Linked DNA regions of Homo sapiens: region 1 is linked to region 2. A link is a loop called in an ENCODE intact Hi-C map of the cell type or tissue named here. Cell type or tissue: heart right ventricle. All regions are shown on one strand. Links, peaks and the distances in the headings refer to the core of each region. The heading gives the core; the rest is flanking DNA. Region 1 has its middle 39 kb from the start of LINC01742. Region 2 has its middle 25 kb from the start of LINC01742.

Evidence for each region. Peaks named below come from ENCODE experiments on the same cell type or tissue, not always from the same donor. Only the 100,000 strongest peaks of a DNase experiment are listed, where the experiment ranks them.
Region 1: it touches region 2 in a loop (4-fold over the local background); 2 of 110 quality-filtered maps call a loop at or near these places.

What each region holds. Positions count from the first base shown.
Region 1 is chr20:57,959,761-57,969,756 of GRCh38, reverse strand. No RefSeq gene overlaps it. Among named protein-coding and RNA genes, the nearest start is that of LINC01742, 39 kb to the left of the region's middle. In heart right ventricle, for the core only: no CTCF peak of the experiment used is centred there; a DNase peak (open chromatin) is centred at 5,373; H3K27ac peaks cover 3,022 bases; H3K27me3 peaks cover 2,686 bases.
Region 2 is chr20:58,024,368-58,034,363 of GRCh38, reverse strand. No RefSeq gene overlaps it. Among named protein-coding and RNA genes, the nearest start is that of LINC01742, 25 kb to the right of the region's middle. In heart right ventricle, for the core only: a CTCF peak has its summit at 6,006; a DNase peak (open chromatin) is centred at 8,943; H3K27ac peaks cover 696 bases; H3K27me3 peaks cover 1,664 bases.

The DNA.
Region 1 (9,996 bases), core at 648-8,647, 64 kb after region 2:
TTTCTCACCCCAGTCCACACTGTCCAGGAGTGAGTCTTCCCAACGAACTTCAGGCACAATTTCCTCTTCTCTAAAACCACCATGAAGGCCATTTGAAGTCAGTGATAAGATCCAAGTCTGAGACCCAGGCATCCACCTGCCCTCTCCATAATGCCTCTGGCACGCAGCAAGGCCAGCATCCAAATGGTGCTCTGGGGTTGCCTCCAAAGCTACCCTTGCCCATCTCAGTGGGCATCCCTGCAGGGCACAGCAGGGCAGAACCTGACCCTGGGGAGTCGTTTTGATGTCCCAGACCTTTCCTCACTTGCTCTTCCCATCCATCAGCAGGTGACATAAGATCTTCCTCCAAAACGCATCTTGGATCCCATTCCTGGACTTCATCTCCTCCCTGGTCCAAGGTCTCACCACATCCCAGGGGTCTGTCTCTTTCATCCACTCTTACCCACACCTTGATCTGTTTTCCATTCAGCAGCCTGAGCCATCTTTTAAAAACTTAAATTGGATGGCATTGTGACCAATGCTCCAATAACCCTCAGTGGTTCTCACTGTGACCACAAAGGACCCCCATGATAGGCCCTGCCTGGCTTTGTGTTCCCCACCCTCCCCTTCCTCCAACCCACTTTATTCCAGGCACATGGGTGGCTTTCGGTGCCTTGCCCACTCCTCTCTCCACATCCCCTCCCACTTGGATGCCTCTTCTAGCTGATCTCCACCCACCCTCCCTTTTATCCTCCAGAACTCAGCCAAAACGTCAGCACCCAGGAGGCCTTCCCAGAGTCCCTTACAAGGTGTCTCCCTGCCATTCTCCATGCCAACACTCAAGAATCTGCCATGGTATAATAATTCGCCTATTGCTTTGTCACTGTCTCTTCTGCAAGACTGTAAGCTACGCAGGCAGGCACCATGTTTATTTTGTTCAGCAGTGTATTCCCCAATATCTGGCATGTACTAGGGACTGTTTCATGGAAAATTGTTGAATGAATAAACAAGAGGTGGAATAAACCTCTAGGGCTGCTTCTCACTCCAAAATCAGAAAGGTTTTTACAACAGATTCAAAAACTTTCCCTTCAAGGGCTCCCTCCAAGGTCCAGTCCTGGATGCCTGGCCTTCATGTCTCCTGGAAATCTCTCACCCCACATTCCATAGTCCCGATGCTCCCCACAGGAGGGGCCATCAGCTTCTGTCAAGCCTTTCTCTCTGTTCTCTCTTTTGTTCATTCTGATCCCTTTGCCCGAGGTGTCCCAAGTCAGCATCTGCCTATGGAAATCCTCACTGCTCAAAGCCCAGTCCAACACCATCCCCTCCAGGTGACCTTCCTCGTCCCCCAGGCAGAAGGAATGGCTAACATTCATGGTGCTTCTTGCTATGTGTCAGGCTCTTGTCTAAGATGTTATACCCTGGGGCAGATTGTGTTTTTCAAAGAAAACACATTCCACCCCACTTGCTCTTCTAACAAATGTGACATTGACACTCCTCCCATTCAGTAGTGGGAGGAGCTTGGGTGGAGTGTTAGGGAATGTGGCAGAAATGATGCTGTGTGGCTCCCAAGACTGGTCATGAAAATGCTATGAGCTTCCACCTTGTTCCCTAGGATTGCTCATTATTCAAAGTGCCATTGAATTGGATATACAGTCAATTCAGCCTTTATTTTTCTTTGCCTTAATGACAAATCCACTGAGAAAAGGCTGTAACTGTGAGACCCCAAAGCATGAGGGCACATGTTCTGTAATAAATGTTTGACAAGACGGCCATCTCCTTCGAGTAGGGATGAACTGTTTCCCTCCTCCTATCTCAGGTTTTCTGAGTGTAGATGCTTCCCAATTTATCTCTTAATATAATCTCCAGTTACTCACTCCCCTCCTCCCAAGCAAGTGGAATGGTTTTGCAATTTAATTTAATCACCCACTGAGTTTCCAAAATTAATTTCCTGTTAGAAATAAATATTGTACTATGAATTATAAATCAGACCAGGCGGTAATTTGCAGACAACCTGTAAATTACAATTTCTACTGTTGTTCTCTACAGCAAATAGAAGAGGGAGCACTTAGTGTCCCCGAGATAAGCCTGTGTAGCCACTTAGGAGGAAGGTCAGGTCTGAGTGGACCTGTCATCCACGGAGGAAGGCTCTGGCTGCCCGGGGTCGGGGGGCTTCCCACCATTAGCTGCTTCTGCTCCTTACGATTCTGTAGCACCAGCATTTGGAGAGCTCCCCACTGTCTATTGGCCCCCCGGGGGTAGAGCTCTGAATGACAAGGTCCCTGATCCAGGACGTCAGCGCCTCTTAGTCGTGCCCCACATGAAGAGGCAGTGATAATAAAGATGGAGGGAAGCACTCACACCGCACTCACCATGTGCTGATGGCTGTTCCAAGCATTTGCATATATTAATTGATTTGATCTTCAGAATAGCCCTATGAGATAGGCTCTATGATCAGCATTATATTAAGGATGAGGAAACTGAGGCACAGAGAACACGAGTAACCTGCCAGTGATGGTGAGTCAGCAGGTGGCAGTGCCCTGTTGTGTGAGGCAGGCTGGGTCCAGAATTGGGGTACTCCTCATCCCTCACACTCATGTCCTGGCTGGCCCACTCTCATCCCACTGCCTTCTTCCCAGCCAGGCCACTTTCATCTCTAAGCCTGACAGCCTTCGAAGCTCCCAGCCAGTCTACAGCTTCTGCTTGTCTCTACAAGGGCCCCTCTCTCACCAGGGAACTCAGAGAACTCCTTAGAAATGGGAACTCCGGGTGAAAAATCCCAGGACTGCCTCGTGCTCTTAGGATGAATGACACAACACCCTTGCCTCCAGACAACTACCAGGTGGGCAGGAAAGATGGAAGCTCTCAGCACCGGCAAGCTGGGCCCCTGACAGAGGTTGTTCACTGTGCCTTCTTACAGAGAAATGATGACCTCATAGGTTGCACTGGGGGTGGGAATGAAAAGATCCTGGGAAGGGCACGTGTCTGTGTTTCTCTGGTGAGCAAACCACTTGCAAATCCATGAGGCAAAGTCCCAGCATCCATTCAATATCCATTTAGCAAAGTTGTTATTGACTAAAAGCTAAGCCATCGAAAGTGGGGTGACTCCATGGTGAGTGGCACAAGGAAGACCCTTGGCCCCAAGTAACTCCCAGTTCAGGAAAAAGATGGACAGTAAGCTGGCAACCCCAGTGCTGCACGGCCCACCCGTGCTGGGAGTGGGGGTGCAGGGCCGTGCATGGGCCTGAGGGGGCTTCTGGTGGCTGTCTTTTCCTCCCACAGCCTACGAGCCTGAGGAAGCTCCTCTCATCTACCCAACTTACAGGTGGGGAAACTGAGAGGTGAAGTGACTTTGCCCAGGTCATAGGGCTGGTGTGTGGCAGAGCCAAGGGCATCAGGCAGCTGGCTGCAGAGCCCATGGGGTGACTCTCATGAGTCCCAGCTGTTTTTTCCTGATTCTCAGTAAATTGTTGAATGAGAATGTCAGGTCAGCCAGCAGAGGCAGCTCATGGGGGTCCTGCCTAGAGTGAGTTCTCTCACCCACTCTGGGCAGATCATTCTTTCCTCCCAGACAATCTTTGGATCCATTAGTCTTTCTGTGGCAGGTTCAGAAGCCCAGTGCAAAATAGCTAAGAAAAAAAAGAAAATGTACTACCTCATTTTCACTAGAATTCTGGGAGAGTGCTAATTGCAGGCATGGCTGGATCTAGGGACTTGAGCTGTGTCTTCTGGATCATTCTCTGTCTCTCCTCACTTGATTCTAAGTGGCTTCTGTTCCACTTCTAGCAAAGAGGCTGCCTTGCCCTGCAGTCAGGGGGCACCCCAGCTGTCCTCCACGGGTGTCCTCACAGCTCCACACCCAAAAGGAAAAGCCACTTTACCAACAACAGCAAACACAGCCATTTTCAGAGAGGGCCCCAAATGGCCTGGCTGAGGCCAATTGCCCACTCCTGAGCCTACCACTGTGGCCAGAGGAACGGGTGCTGTGACCACCTAAGGCATTGATGAATGCAGTGAAAATGTAGGTTGATGAATGCAGCGAAGATGTAGGGCAGGAATGACATTCGATGTCGGCCACAAGGTGCTCCAAGCGCTCCAAGTGTTGTGCTGGAAGTGGCTTCCGCTTCACAGGAGGCTTGGGTTGGGCTGCCCCCGGGAAAACCTTGGGGTAGACCAAGGGAGACCCCCAAACCACCTTCCCACGGTTTTCCCAGCCTTGACCTCCAGAGCCATTCAGGATGAACGGTGGAGGTGCTTGTGAGCATTCCTGGTCTGGAGCAGGCTCACTGGGACGGTGTAGAAAACAAAACACAAAGCTGGCCTCCCTTCTCGATGAAATATTCAGCCACATTCCAGTATCTCCTCCATTCCCTCATTCCACTATCTGAACACCATTTAACTGAGAGGGATGAGAGCAACCCCCTGAAATGAATTCACTTGAAGGTACAAATGGCTGGTAAGTCATTCAGGTCCTTTCCCACCTGGCAGTTGGTCACCTGATGGTCTTAATGGTCTCTGGGAAGTGGGGTGTCAAGGGTGGGGCAGTGGAAGGAAGAGAAAGGAAAGGAAGGGTCTGCCCCTTCCTTTGCATGATGTAGGACCACGTCCCTTTCCTTTGGAGAACAAGGATGATTCTTCTGGGACTGTCATCACAGAGCCCGGTCCCTGTACCCCCTGGGATGGCAGGTGACCTGACCTAAGCCATTATGGCCCCATCCCTCTTGTCAAGAGGTTGGGCCAGAAACAGTATTCCCTGAAATTGCTGTGCTTGGAGACAGACAGGAAGAAGCTTTTTGTGTTGTTCCTACCACTGGGAGGACACAAACCTAGAATAGCAGGGGCTGCTGTCTCCGCCATGGGGCCGAAGGACAGGAGCCTTTTTGATGGAGGAGAGCCAGAAGCTGAGTACAAGTAGGTAGAGGCGAGAAGGAGAAAGACCCCAGAAGACAGAGCCTGAGTTCCTGGATCCAGCTGTGCCTGCAGCCAGACCTACTTCTGAAAAATGCCTTAAAATGAACCAGTAAACTCCCTTTTGCTTCTCAGCTACTTTGGGTTGGGCTCCTGTGACCTCAGTAGCCAGCTTGACTCATCTGAGGGTTGGCTGAGAGAGTTGTTACCATTTCCATCCCCACCTCCTCCTCTGTCTCCTCCTTCTCCCCTTTCTTCTTCGTGGGCATAACCACTCATTAAGTGCGTATTCTGATCTGTGTGCACACAGGCAGAGCCTCTGTGTGGACTGTATCAGCAAATCCTTCCAGCGAGTGTCCCTTTATCCTTCTCAGTCCAGTTCAGACAGAGCCAGCACCCAGGCCTCTGACTCCAGGTCCACGTTCTTCCCAATTCTCCATGCACAAGACAGTCTAGCACTCCTACACAGTGACCGGACCAGCACCATCCCCAAAGATGGGACAGGCTGTGGCCGGAACAGCTGGCAGTCCTTCTTGCCCCAGTTTTTTCAGTGCATAAATTCCCTTTTCTTTGCTTCTTTCGTCTGGCCCCAGGCCTGGTTCCCTGGGGGACAGGGAAGAAGCAAGTATTTCCTGGAGGCATACTTGGCTTAAGTTTAGGCTAAAAGCTTTTTTAACACAGAGAAATGGAAACTGCCAGAGCCCTGGGGTTAAACCCGTCCAGTCCCAGTTCTGTTGGTAAAACAGAAAAGAGAGCTTGTGTGGAGCTGTTGATGGCTGGTTCTCGAGAGCGGCAGTGGGGACGGCGCCGGGCCGCTGTGGCTGTGGGCCTAGTACTTGGAGGGCAGTGTTAGTGGGAGCAGTAATAGGCTAGTAAGGGTGGGGGAGCAGTGAAGGGGTGACAAGAAACTGAGAACCTCGGACCCCAATTTTTAGTGGTTGGGGCTTCCAGACAATGAGGTGAAACTTCCTCACTGTAGATGGAAGCTTTGTGCAAATCTCAAAGATGTCATGTTTGTAGATTTGGGGAAGGTTTATTTAAAAAATTGTGGTAAAATACGCACAGGATTTTACATATGGCTTAGGGTCACTAAGTACATTCACATCATTCACATTGTTGTACAACTGTCACTGCCTTCCATCAGAAGAGTTTTTTGTTGTTGTTGAGACGGACTTTTGCTCTTGTCACCCAGGCTGGAGTGCAGTGGTGCCATGTCAGCTCACTGCACCATCCATCTCCTGGCCTTAAGCAATTCTCCTGCCTCAGCCTCCCTAGTAGCTGGGATTACAGGTGCCCACCACTACGCCTGGCTAATTTTTGTATTTTTAGTAGAGATGGCGTTTCACCATGTTGGCCAGGCTGGTCTCAAACTCCTGACCTTTAGGTGTTTTGCCCTCCTCGGCTTCCCGCAGTGCTGGGATTATAGGCGTGAGCCACTGTTCCTGGCCTAGTAGAACGTTTTCATCACCACGAATTGAAATTTGGCCTGGCTTGAATACCTCCCCGTTCCCCCTCCCCCAAGCCCTTGGCAACCTCCATTCTACTTCCCGTCTCTGTGACTCCGGCCACTTTAGGTGCCTCCTCCAAGCAGAATTATCCCGTCTGTCCTTTCATGAGTGGCTTATTTTGCTTAGCCTAATGTCCTCAAGGTTTGTCCATGTTGCAGCAGGTAACTCTTTCTAAGCCCTCCCAGCTGACATGTGTAGGCAGAGTATTCTGAACTTTCCAAAAACATGCCTGGGCCTTTCTGATCTCATGATATAGGATCAATCATTTCTTGGCCTAAGAAACCCATGAAGATGATTTGCTCATTTAAGGACCAAACAGAATGATTACGGTGTATTTAGAGTGGGGAACAGCCACATTCTTGAAGGATGAACATTCAGAGCTGACAATGTGACAGATTTTCACTTATGCCACCAGAAACAAGCTCTGAGCTTCTAAGGAGAAATTCCTAGCTCTGGTGACACTAACATTAATTGGCCAGTTTTATGTAACTTTTATTGTAACAACAATAAAAGTTTTAGAAACTTCTTAAAATCTCCAGCCTGCAGATCTTTGCTCTATGGTTGATGCCGGCATCTTCCTAGGACTCCCCTTCCGGCTAGGTTCTTATCAACAGCTCTGGGCAGCATCCTGATCTTTGGTGAGTTCTGACACGCTGGTTTGTTTTAAATGCTGTCCAGCCACGCTTCTCACAGCACCTCACGTCTAACACATCAACAACCTCTGAGTGACTTGACCTGGATCTGACTCCACTCTGGGTCCTGTCCCAAAGCAGAATTTCTGAGCTAAAAGAGGATCCTTGCAGAAAGGCAGGACGTCAGGCACAGGCTCCTGCAGTCTCTCCCGGGGGTCCACCATCCTTCCAGTCTTTTCTTGGTGGAACTTTCTCTCCCTGCTCAATGCTTCTAATTGGAAAGGAACGGCACATATATATACATAAATATAGACGTATATATACATGTGTGGATTATACAGGCAGGTGGATTGCCTGAGGTCAGAAGTTCGAGACCAGCCTCAAACTTCTGACCATACGTATATATGTATGTGTGTGTGTGTGTGTGTATATATATATATATATATACACATATATATGTATATATATGTGTATATATGTATATATATGTATATATATGTATATATAGATGTATATATATGTATATATATATACACACACACACACACACACACACACACACACACACATATATATATATTTTTTGGAGACAGAGTTTTGCTCTTGTTGCCTATGCTGGAGTTCAGTGGCATGATCTCAGCTCACTGCAACCTCCGCCTCCCAGGTTCAAGTGATTCTCCTGCCTGGGATTACAGGCACCTGCCACCACACCTGGCTAATTTTTGTATTTTTAGTAGAGACAGGGTTTCATCATGTTGGCCAGGCTGGCCTCGAACTCCTGACCTCAGGTGATCCACCCGCCTTGGCCTCCCAAAGTGCTGGGATTACAGGCGTGAGCCACCACACCCAGCCCGGCACATACTTTCTATATCAGCACTTCTAAGCGTGCACCCCATAAGCCGCTTACCCTGGAATCACCCCAAGACAGGACCCGCAGAATCTGCATTTTAAATCATCTCCCCACTAGGTTCTTATACTCACCAAAGGCTAAAGACCAACTGATTGTCTTATGCTTGAATTTTTTAGAGCAAACTTGGGTTATTTTTATAATCAAATAAAAATCAAGATAAATAGCTGTTTTCTTTCTTGTTTCTTTTTCCGGCTGTTTTCTTCCCTTCCTTTCTTCTCTCCTTTAGAGAACCGAAGTTAAGACCCTGCGCAGACATCACAGCACCTCGTCTACCAGACCTTCCGATTCAGGGGCTGCGTCTTTGAGAACTTCCTCAGGGGTCAGCTTTGGAGATCAGCAGGGAGGAGGGTGCTCACCCCAGGAAGCGGGGACGCTCTGGAAACCAGGCTCCTGGCTGTGGTCCTGGACAAGATTCCCAGGCTCCGGGCTGGCTGTCTGCACCTGCTACCTGTTCCCAGGGGAGTGTGGGAGGCCCAGGCTGAGCAGCACAACCTCTTCCCTGGAGGAGCCGTCGCTGTGGGGCCCCCGCTTTTGTTGCCAAGAGCCCAACCTGGAAGTCCCTGGGTGCAAGGTCAGGTGTCTTAGAGGCCAAGGGAAGAAACCCAGACCTCCTTTTATTTTTTTCTAAAGAGTAAACAATACAGCTAATCAAATGGATGAACTCTTAGACTTTTATAGAATCTTCTCAAGACAGTCTGCTCTCCAGGCCCTCACAGTCCTGGATGCAGCACGGGCCCTTGGAGAGAATCCCAGGCATCACAATGACACCGTTTCTGTCACACGGCGTCCTCAGCTCCTCTGTGCTGCTTTTCCCTGTGAGGTCCTTCCCAGCACTCAGCACAACGACCGGCACAGGAACCACCTGCTTTCTCTCAGGGTTCACCTCCTCAGTGTCAATGTCCCACTGCTGGACTGGGAACTCCACGAAGCCAGAGCCATGACTGTTTTATTTGCTGCTGTGTCCCTCGTGCCTGGCACACGGCAGGCCTTCAATATACTGTTTATTTACTAGCTCAGTAAAGAGCGTAAAATTCCCAAATCCTCTGAATTTACAGAATCACAGAATGCAGTCACTCCACTTTTCTTTCTTTCTCTCTTTCTCTCTCTTTCTTTCTTTTCTCTCTCTTTCTTTCCTCCCTCCCTCCCTCCCTTCTTTCCTTCCTTCCTTCCTTTCTTCCTTTCTTTTTGACAGAGTCTTGCTCTGTCACCCAGGCTAGAGTGCAATGGCACTATCTCGGCTCTCTGCAACCCCTGCCTCCCGGGTTCAAGTGATTGTCGTGCCTCAGCCTCCCAAGTAGCTGGGACTATCGGTGCCCACCACCACGCGCGGCTAATATTTTTGTATTTTTATTTTAGTAGAGATGGGGTTTCACCATGTTGCCCAGGCTGGTCTCGAACTCCTGACCTCAGGCAATCCACCCACCTCGGCCTCCCAAAGTGCTGGGATTACAGGTTTGAGCCACCTTGCCCAGCTGCAGTCATTACACTTTTCTTGAGGGCCTACTATGTGCCAGGAACTTTGCCAGGTGTGAGATCCATTAGAAAACAAGAGCCCTACCCAGTTCTTGCCTCATGGAGCTGAGTGATACTAGAACAAACAAGGTTTTGGAAACAGAGAGACAAGGGTTTAAAAATTCCAGGTCTGCCACTTACCTGGGTGCACTTGGGCAGCTGAGCACCAGGGCCTCGGTTTCTCCATTTGTAAAACAGAAGTGATGATAGCATCAACTTCCTCAGGTGGGTGGATTGGAGATAACGTCTGTAATGTGTTTAACAAAATGCTTGGTGCCTACTTCATGCTCAGTAAATTAGCTTCTGCATTACTATCCTAGGGCTGCTGTTACAGAGAACCACAGTGAACGCAACAGAAATTTGTTCTCTCACAATTCTGGAAGCCAGAAGTCCAACATCAAGGTGTTGGCAGGGCTGGCTCCTTCTGGGGACTGTAAGAGAAAATCCATTCCACGCAACTCAGGAATCCTCCACGCTCCTTGGCTTATGGCAGCGAAACTCCAGTCTGACTCACTGCCAAGTGGCTCCTCTCCTGTGTGTTTTCATAGCT
Region 2 (9,996 bases), core at 1,222-9,221:
ATCCTTTTCATCTCCTGTTTTTGCTGTTTTCTCCTCTCTTTTCACTTTGGTTATTTCTCATTACTATGGCTTCAAGTTCAGTAACTTTTTTTTTTTTTTTTTTGCAGCATCTAGTCTGTTAATTTCATCTAGTATATTTTTCACATCAGACGTTGTTTCATTTCTTTACAAAATCTTGACTGGAAATTCTTTCTTTCTGAGTAATTTTTTTTCACCTTTTCTTTCATTTCCTGTGTTTATTTGCTCATGTTTTCTTTCTAGTTTAGTTTTTATTTCTGTAATAATTATTTTCCTTAATTACAATTTTTTCCCTAAGTTCTATCACTTCATCTCTGACTCTTTCTTTCTCTTTCTTTCTTTCTTCCTTTCTTTCCTTTTCTTTCTTTTCTTTTCTTTTCTTTTCCTTTCCTTTCTTTTCTTTTCTTTCTTTTTCTTTTTTGAGACGGAGTCTCGCTCTGTCACCCAGGCTGGAGTGCAGTGGTGCGATCTCAGCTCACTGCAAGCTCCGCCTCCCGGGTTCACGCCATTCTCCTGCCATCTCTGAGTTTTTCTAATTCTAGTTATGCTGTCCTGTATCACTTTTTAAATTATCTTTTGGCTCATTCTGACACAGGGTTAGAGTTGGCGTGCTTTCATTTCTGTGGGGATGTTATTCTGCTTGTTAGTCTATGTCAATGTGTTATAATCCACATGGGATTTCATCTTGGTGCTTTTTTGTTACTCATTTCTACATGAGATTATTTTTCCCAATCTTTGAGAAAGAGGTGTGGCTCCCAGATCTTCCTTTTCTGTTATTTCCATGCTCTGTTAAAAATCATGGCGGCTTCTTCTTTGAGAGTTCCTGGTTCTGTTCCCCATCCCCAACTTTATATGGACTTTCTTTCTCTTTCTTTTGTCTCTTCTGCTCCTGTCCTGGTCAAATTTGATTCTGCTCCTTGCAGTTTCTCCTCAATCTGGCTCCTACCTTGGAAGGGAGTCCCAGCAGGTTAATTTCAAGAGTTCATGGGGCCAGACTGCTCCACCCTCTTTAGCTCAGCCCATAAGGCCCTGGCATTCACTTACTCTTGAGTGGGCAAAACCACTTTCTGCTCAAACAGCTGCTCTCGATTGGCCTGTCCGTTCTCCTGTTGGTGGTTTTCGAGTCTCCTGTCTCAGATCCTTTGGGCTCCCTGTGGCTCCCCTCTGCTTCCCCCTCACAGACGTTGATGGCAACTGGCTCTGTGGTTGCCTATGGTTTCTTCTCACCTGCTTATATTTTGGTGTTTGTGGGAATATCTTTCAGAAGTTGTGACAGTTTTGCTGTAAATGTTGTCCATGGGTTCTTGTTCCAGCTATCTAGTTGCTCTGTGGGATTTGGGGAAATTAAAAATCTATGTTGCCATTACCCTTGCCATCTTCCCAAGACCCCCCAACCCTCCACCCACCCCGCTTCCACGTGCAACATGAGTCTTGCTTTTTTCATTCAGTCTGATACCATGTGTGGTGATGAACCGAGACAGGGTGACAGTTGGTGGAAGCAGTATATCCCTGCTTTGAGGAGTATTTTGTCAATGACACTGTTTAGAATTGCTGACTCATGGTAATAATAAAAAGCAGCCTGTGTTTGGTTGGTTTTATTATTAAAAAAATTATTTACAGAAAATGCACCTTTTATTGCCTGCACACAGGTTGGGCTGCTGTCACCACCTATCGTGTGTTTGCCATTGACATGAGTGGTTTTCAAAGTCATTAAAACATCCCTATATCTGGGAGCTTTACTGGCTGAGAAATATTTCATCATATTGATATCACAATTTTTTTTGCTCATCTTTTTTATTGCATATTGAGATACTTTCCAAAATTTTGCTATCATTAATAATGTAGTGTTAGACATCCATGTACACAAATCTTAATCTTTAATTTTGTTTTTTAAGGATAGATTGCTGGACATTCAATTATTGGGTCAAAGAGACAGTAGTGTAAGAGTAGGAGATCATGGAACCCTTGTATGTCAGGGTTGTAAGGGATACAGCCTTTGGTCCAGTGGCCCATTTTACAGCTTATTTTTTGGAAAAAAAATGAGTCTCAAAAAAGAAAAGAAACATGGTAAAATTAGAAAGTTTCTAAAAAGCATTGCTTTTCATTTCACTGTTTCTATTTTTGCTGCAAAATGCTTGCCCTTGCTACATGGAGAGGTGGGGCCCAGACGTTTGCTTCCTGTTGATGGCTGGGGGCACCTTCTCCTTGCTTTGATCAATAGCGCACACTCATCCTATCCTACTGGTTGTCTGGACCTGGTCCAAGGCTGTCTGAGTTACCTTGTGGTACAGCAAACAAGAGTGGAATTGGAAAAAAAGTTTACACTCAGTATTGAACATGGGAGAGGGAGCACCACACTGAGGACATACGTTATGACTTACAGCTCTTCTCCTTAGATCTTAGGACACGTGTATTGATCATTCCGGCTGTATTTAATTCCCTTGAATGATTGTGCCATATTATCTCACACTGTGTCCTCCTTTTCAAAATAACTGAACACTCTTTTCTGATCTCCGTGTTTGTACCTGATGACTTAAGTTGTTCCTGTGACAGATGTTTAGTTTTCTTGTACCAGGTGGATTCATCAGTGCACATCTTGTACTTTCTGATTACAATTCTGCAATTGCAAACAATGCAGCAATGGACATCCTTGAACTTACCTCTGATTTTGTGAAACCCTGTCTCTGGGGTTTCCACTCATGTCCCAAGGCGTGCGTATGCTTAGAGTCACTAGCTAGTTCTTGAGAATACCTGGCCCAGTTCCTACGCCACCAACAGCACATGAGGGCTCCCATCCCCCTTGCTATGGCAGCAGGTGATATTAAGACCAATGTTTGGCCAGGGGCAGTGGCTCACACCTGTAATCCCAGCATTTCGGGAGACCGAGGCAGGTAGATCACCTGAGGTCAGGAGTTCAAGACCAGCCTGGCCAACATGGTGAAAGCCCGTCTCTACTAAAAATACAAAAATTAGCTGAGCATGATGGCGGGTGCCTGTAATCCCAGCTACTCGGGAGGCTGAGGTGGGAGAATCACTTGAACCTGGGAGGTGGAGGTTGCAGTGAGCTGAGACTGTGCCACCGCCCTTCAGCCTGGGTGACAGAGTGAGACTCCATCTCAAAACAACAACAACAAAACCACAAACAACAACAACAAAACAAAAACAAAAACAAAAACCAATGTTAATGTTTCCCAGTGTTAAAATGTGTTCCTCCAAGGGGTACGAAGTACTAAGATATTGTCTCAATTTTCATTTCTCTGATTATTAAAGAGGTTGAACCTCTCCACACATTGCTTATTGGATACCTGTGCTTCCCCTTCTGGGAGAAGTGATTGTCTTTTTCTCACTTGGGTTTCCTTTTATTTTGCTTGCTGATTTTGCAGGAGTTTCCTATATGTTTTCATTTAAGTTTCATTAGTTTTAGATTACAAACATTCTCTCAATCTATCACTTATCACTATTTTTGTGATGTTCTTAGTTGAGCAAAAATATTTAACTTTGGTGTGATCAAATCTAAGAAATTTCGTTTTCTACTATGTTGAGGGCTTTTTTGCACTGTATTAAAAAATTTTGTTCCCACTCCAATGTCATAATGATAATTCTCCTGCATTTTTTTCTTATAGTTTCAAAGCTTTGCTTTGCCTGTAAATCTCTTTAATCCTTCATTATTTTGGGATGTGATGTAAAGTATATATCTAATTTTTAAAATCTATGCTTTGAATCAAGTTTCTTAACATTGTTTAGTATATGATACATTGCTTCTTCATTGATTTTTGATGCTACCTCTTGAGTCTGTTCCTGGACTTTCCATTTTGTTCCATTTTGTTTGCTGAAGGTATTAATTTCTATGACAGACCAAACAATTTAAATTATGATCACTTTGTAATGTATTTTAATATATCATATCTTTTATTTTTGCAATTTTGCCTTAGCTATTGTTTTTTCATGTACATTTTAGACTCAATTTGCTTCATCTCATTCTCACCCCAAATCCTGCTTTTTCATTTGTATTAAATTTATTGAAACATACAGGGAGATTGACATCCTTATAACATTTAACTCTTCCTTTCCTACACGACCCATCACTTCTCTTATTTATGTACTCTGCTCTTTGAGTTTTGAAATTTTCTCCATAAAGTTCACCTGTACTTTGTATGTTAATCTCCAGATAAGTTATAATTTTTGTCCTGTGGTATGCAGGGTCTTTTTCTGTACATTGCTGATTTCTCAATTAGGACATGAGATTGTGATCAACCACTCATAGATTTAACTCTCTTATTGATTCAGTTGCCTGGGCTCTTAGTGTTGATGGCACTACATCCTTCCTTTCCATGCAGATCAGATTTATCCAAGCCTATCTCATGGTTTGTTGGCAGGAAGTGAGGAGTCTGGCAAGAGAGAACTCACCCTATGGGAAGAAGGAGTTGGATACATTGACAAGGCTCTGGGCATCACAGGGACATAGATGTGCAAAGAGTTCTTCTGGCCAGAGGCAGCCTGGCACCAGGCTAAGTAATCAGTCAAATTTGGATTAAACCCTGCTTCACCACTCATCAGCAGTGTGACCTTGGGTTAATTACAGAGAATCCCTTTGTTCGGTTTCCTTACCTACAAAACAAAGATAATGATAATACTAGCTAATATAATTTTTTGAGGATGAGATAATGTATGCAGAATGCTTGGCTCTCAGCAAGTGCTCACTATGGACAAAGAGGAGAAGCACAGAATTCGAATATTGTTGCTGGAGCTTCTCAAATGCTGACTCTCTGAGAGCCTGTTGGTAGACTGGACAATGGCAGCCATGCCTTATACCATTTTTATTTGGGTTTGTGAGGCTGACACATTTTCTCTGGTGCACTTGACCTTAAGGCTGCAGCATCCAAATGGCACTGCTCGGCTCAATTTTATAGAATTGAGCTTCAAGTGTCTAACCAACTGCATCTGGGAGAAGAGCATGCTTTTCCACTCAATTCTGCTTTTTCCAATAAACCAGCCTTTTAAAAACCATTAAGATATCCTTTAAGGAAATCCATAGTCTTGCTTAATAGAAATGCCCATTTCCATAGAGAAACATAAACACCTATGTACAAAGAGCTGCCTCACCTAAGCCTCAACTCTTCTGAACTTTAATCCTTTTCCATTTTCTTCCTCACTTTAAGAAAGGGGGTCTTAAACTCCCAGAGTCATCAAGCGGTGTACGAAATTTGGCAAGTTTTTTCAAATCCAGAAACTGAGTCATAGAAATTTAGAAGTTGTCAAGCCCTGGAACGTTCCTTCATGGCCGCTGAACTAGCAAACATCCGAAACGATGTCACCTTAAACGAAAGTAGCTCTCCTGCTGTGTTCCCCCTCCCTTCTCTCTAGACCCCAGTCTTTCTCTTTCATGCCCATTGGCTGTAAACACAAGAGTTGCTGTTTATTTATGTACCTCTCTAGTAATGTGATGTTTATTTATTGAGCACCTGCTGCATGCTGGCCATTGGGCTGGTACTGGAATACAGAAGGAACAGGGAAGATGAGGTGCAGCCCTGCTCTCATGGGGCTTACATTCTGCTACAAGAAAACAGAACATTTAAAAGGGAAGCAAATGCATAACCAGAAATATTGACAATGCGATGAAGGAAGTAAATTTAGGGAGAATGCAGGAAGGCTCTCAGGGGAGGAGACACTTAAGCTGACCTTGGGAAAGCAGGAGGAGCCAAATATGTCAGCAATGGGGGCTGAAAGGGATTTCAGGCAGGGAGGATGGTTCAATCAAAGACCTTGAGGCACAAAAGGGGACTGAACTGAAGCCAGCATGTGGGGAACGACATGGAGAGAGGATAATGGCAAAAGATGAGCTTGGAGGATTTTGTCTTCATCCTAAGAATGAGAGGAGATCATTGAAAGACTGTAATCAGGAGAGTAAAGCAATCTATTAGTTTCTGAAAAGATCAGTTGTGGCACAGATGATGGGTTGGAAGGGCGAGTGTGGAAAACAGTAAGGCCAGCTAGGCAGGGGGCGCCATTGCTCAGAAGAGGGGACACTGGCCTTGTCCAGGAGCCAGTGGGAAGTGAAGGACCCAGGGTGGGTTTTGGAGGTAGAGAGATGGATTTGCAATGTCAGGGGAAGGAGCACTGAGTTGGGGGCAGGAACCTCAATTCTGTTCTTGGACTCCCAGTGGTCACGTGGAGGGACTTGGGCTTCTCTCACCTCCCTCTTGAACCCAGTTTTCCTGTCTACAAAACGCAGGGCTGGGGATGGATGAGGCCATCTCTACATTTCCTTCAGTCTGTTGCTGTCTGACTCCAGCCCCGTTTCAACTGGGAAGTTGAAGAGAGTCACCAATCACCTGTCGGGTATTGGCCTGGAGTGTTTGTTCAAAGCTGGACTTCATTCACATCTGGGTTTCTCTTGGAAGTTACTACAGTCCTTTTCCAAACTGTACCACTGAATGAGTTTCAAAAATATGGGTAGACAGAACTTGAATTTTCTGTGACTAAAAAACTAAAATCTCAAGCTGATTTTACTCAGCTTGTCTAGCTCTTAAATAATTCACAAGTGATTTAACATGCCTTTAATAAAGAGTACCCAAAGATATAAAACAAATCCCCTAACACAAAGCCTTACCATTCAGAAATGTAGTAAACTCCATGGCAAAATATAGAAACAATGAGTTTTAATCAATAATTAATATTAGTACCTATTGTACTCATTGTATGAATATTGGATTTTTCTTATTATTTGTATTTTGTCAATATACAGAGGACAGGGACATACAGTTAGTTTTCTGCTGCAGCATTCTGGGCCAGTCCCTCCCACGGTGCCTGGAACCTAGTAGGATCTCAATGGGTATTTGCTGAATGACTGGGTGGATTCTGACTTCTCTCCCAGTCCTGCAGAATGCTTGCTACAAACAAACTTGCATTGGGTACTAAGTGGGCCACTGGCAGCCAGAAGTCCAAAGAGATTCAACCTAGTCAGACTGAAATCAAAGGAGAATCTGATGTTCTTTCCCAATTTCCTCCTCACAACGAGGTGGAAGCATCACATCCAAGGCAGACAGCACACTCATTTTTGAAGCAAGGTGCCATACATAACTTGGGCCTTAGTTTTCCCAGTCTTACCACATGATAGGTGTGTTTTTTGTGCTCCATGAATGGATAGATGTATGGATGGATGGAGAAATAAATAGATGGATTTTTGGGTTGCTGCATGGATGGGTGGTAGATGTATGGATGGGTGGATAGATAGATGCACGGATGGATGGATGCAGAGACAGATGAATGTGTGCATGCATGGGTGCTTGGATGTATGTATGTATAGATGGATGGATGGGTGAGTATATGGATGGGAAGATGGACAGATGCATGGATGGATGGATGCATGGATGGATAGATGAGTGGATGAATGGATGGGTGGGCAAATGGATGAATAGAATTGCTGCATGAACAGCCTTTTTGTAAGAGGCATTTTCTGGAATTTGTTGGCTTTCTCTAAGGCTCTTCAAATGTGATGGTGTGAGCTACAGATAGAGAGAATGTGGTTTGCTAGATCCTAAGCAGTGTAGGATAGGGGATGAGGACTCAAACCAGAGGGCTGGGGCCAGTCAGTCTGCAAGTGGCATGTATTTTCATCAAATTAGTTGTCAACCTTAAAAGTGAGGTTATGTCCTGAAAATCCAGATTGCTGATCTCTCCTGGAAAACTTTTAAGCTGTGACCTCACTGGGCCCACATTTCTGCCCAGAAACAAGTGGCTAGAGCTGGATGAAGGATGTCTTCTCTGGGGGTCTGTGGGCTGCCCACTTCCCCTCTATGGCCACCTCCTTCCCTCCCTCGTTTTTTATCCACAACAGAATTAGCCCCCCATGGAGTGGCGGGTTTGGGGTCAGAAGGCTCTGGGTCCAAGTCTAATCCCATCATATTTCCTGTGTGTCCTTAGGTGAGTCATTTCCCCTCCTCTTTTGGGGCAAGTGGAAGAGAACAGGCAGCATTAGAATCAGATTTTGCCAAAGTGTATTTCTCTTGCTGGTTACTTGTCCTTGCTTTGCCACAAATTCTTCATCTGTAATGTGACAGCAATGACAATGGCATGCATTATGATTTTAAAGCATGTTGAGTTCTTTATATATATTAGCTTGCAGTCATCCGTTGAGATTGGCAGGCTTATATCCCTATTTTATTTTATTTTATTTTTTTTGAGATGGAGTCTTGCTCTGTCACCCAGGCTGGAGTGCAATGCTGTGATCTCGGCTCACTGCAACCTCTACCTCCTGGGTTCAAACGATTCTCCTGCATCAGCCTTCCTAGTAGCTGGGATTACAGGTGCATGCCACCATGCCCAGCTAATTTTTGTATTTTCAGCAGAGACGGGGTTTCATCATGTTGGCCAGGCTGGTCTCAAATTCCTGACCTCAGACGATCCACCCACTTCAGCCTCCTGAAGTACTGGGATTACAGGCCTGAGCCATACATGCCCAGCCTGTTATATTCCCACTTTAAAAGGAAACTCAGGCTTCCCAAACTCCCTTCTCACCTAGCTAGAAAACAGGCCGGGAAAACAGGCAGAGCCAGGATTCAGGTTGAGCCTCATGTGCCTACAGTCCCTGTGCTGCTTCCTGCACGGAGCAGAAAGCAGGGATCAGAACATCTACTTTGGAGCAGCCCCCACTGCTGCTTATGGGACATTTGCTGAAAAACCTTGGGACAGGTTGCTTTGACCCCAGGGCCCTTTCTTTGTGGAACACCCCAATATAAAATATAAAATCTCTGGAATGTGGTTCTTCCTCTCTCATCTACACTCCAGTTGCTCTGCTGCTGGGCTGTCCCTTCCCACACAAAGGCTTGGGGAGTGCTCTGAACAGCTTGTCAGAGTGGAGGCCTGTGTCCCCAGCCTTGGGAGCCCCAGGGACTGGCCAGCATGTTGGATGCTGCCCAGCTTCAAAGTGCTTCCCAGCCAAACGTGTCCAGCTGACCATATTCCCAGGGTGGAGTGTCTTTCCCACGACCATACAGGGTCCAGGAGCAGCCTTGGCCACCAGCCCCCCTCCAACGCCCCCTTCCCTCACCACAGTCCTCTGATTTGTGACCTACTCCTCTTTGGACTTTAGGCAAATGCTTCTCCACTGGTCTGAACTTCATCTTCTCCATCTGTAAGTTGGGTGTTTGATAATGTCCCTCAAGGGGTATCAACTAGGGTGCATTCAACAAGCCTGTCCACCACGCCACCCCGAAACTGCCTCTCCTCCAGGAAAGGCCCCTAAATTCACAGAGCCTCCTCAAATGTTTGGTTACCATGCCCTACAGACTGCAAAATTACTGAACTGGTAAGCTCTCTTCTGGGCACAAAAGCCAGAATCCAGCCACCTAATGTGACTGTCAGGGCCACAGTAACAAGAGAAAGAGGACACAGAGCCTCTCTTAATGGGGCTCTCTGTTGGTGAAGCAAAGGTAAGTCACTTTAAAAAAAGCATCTGTGGCTTGAGGCAAAGTTCACGAAGACCAAGAAGATCATCTCTGAGCAGAACGCAGTGCAGAAAGTGCAGTGCACCTCAACTGCAGTCCTCACGTGGATGGGTTTGAAGGGAAGTAAAAACAAATAGCCCCCAAATACCATTGGTGTTATAGAAAAAGTCCGTACATGGTGGTGATGGCAGAGGTGGCCCGTCTGGAGCAGCTGCTGCCATGACGCAGGCTGCAGTAGGGGAGGCGCAGCCAGGGCTGCACATTCCAAGGGGTCAGTGGGAGCTGGAGAGGGGTGGGGGCCCTGCCCTCCTGGGCGCAGCTGCAGCTGTGGACTCAGGCATCTCTGCATTTTCAGGGGACCAGGAAGTCCCTCTCCCCCCGTAGGCTCAGAAATACCTGCTCCCATTGCCTGGCCTCTCCCTGCTCCCTGAGGAAAATTGAGGCTGAGCCCAGGTGCTGTTGCGACCTAGCTGGGTGTGCACGTGCTTGGGGGCAGTGCTGACACACCAGCCCCCTGCTGCCCTCAGCCCCC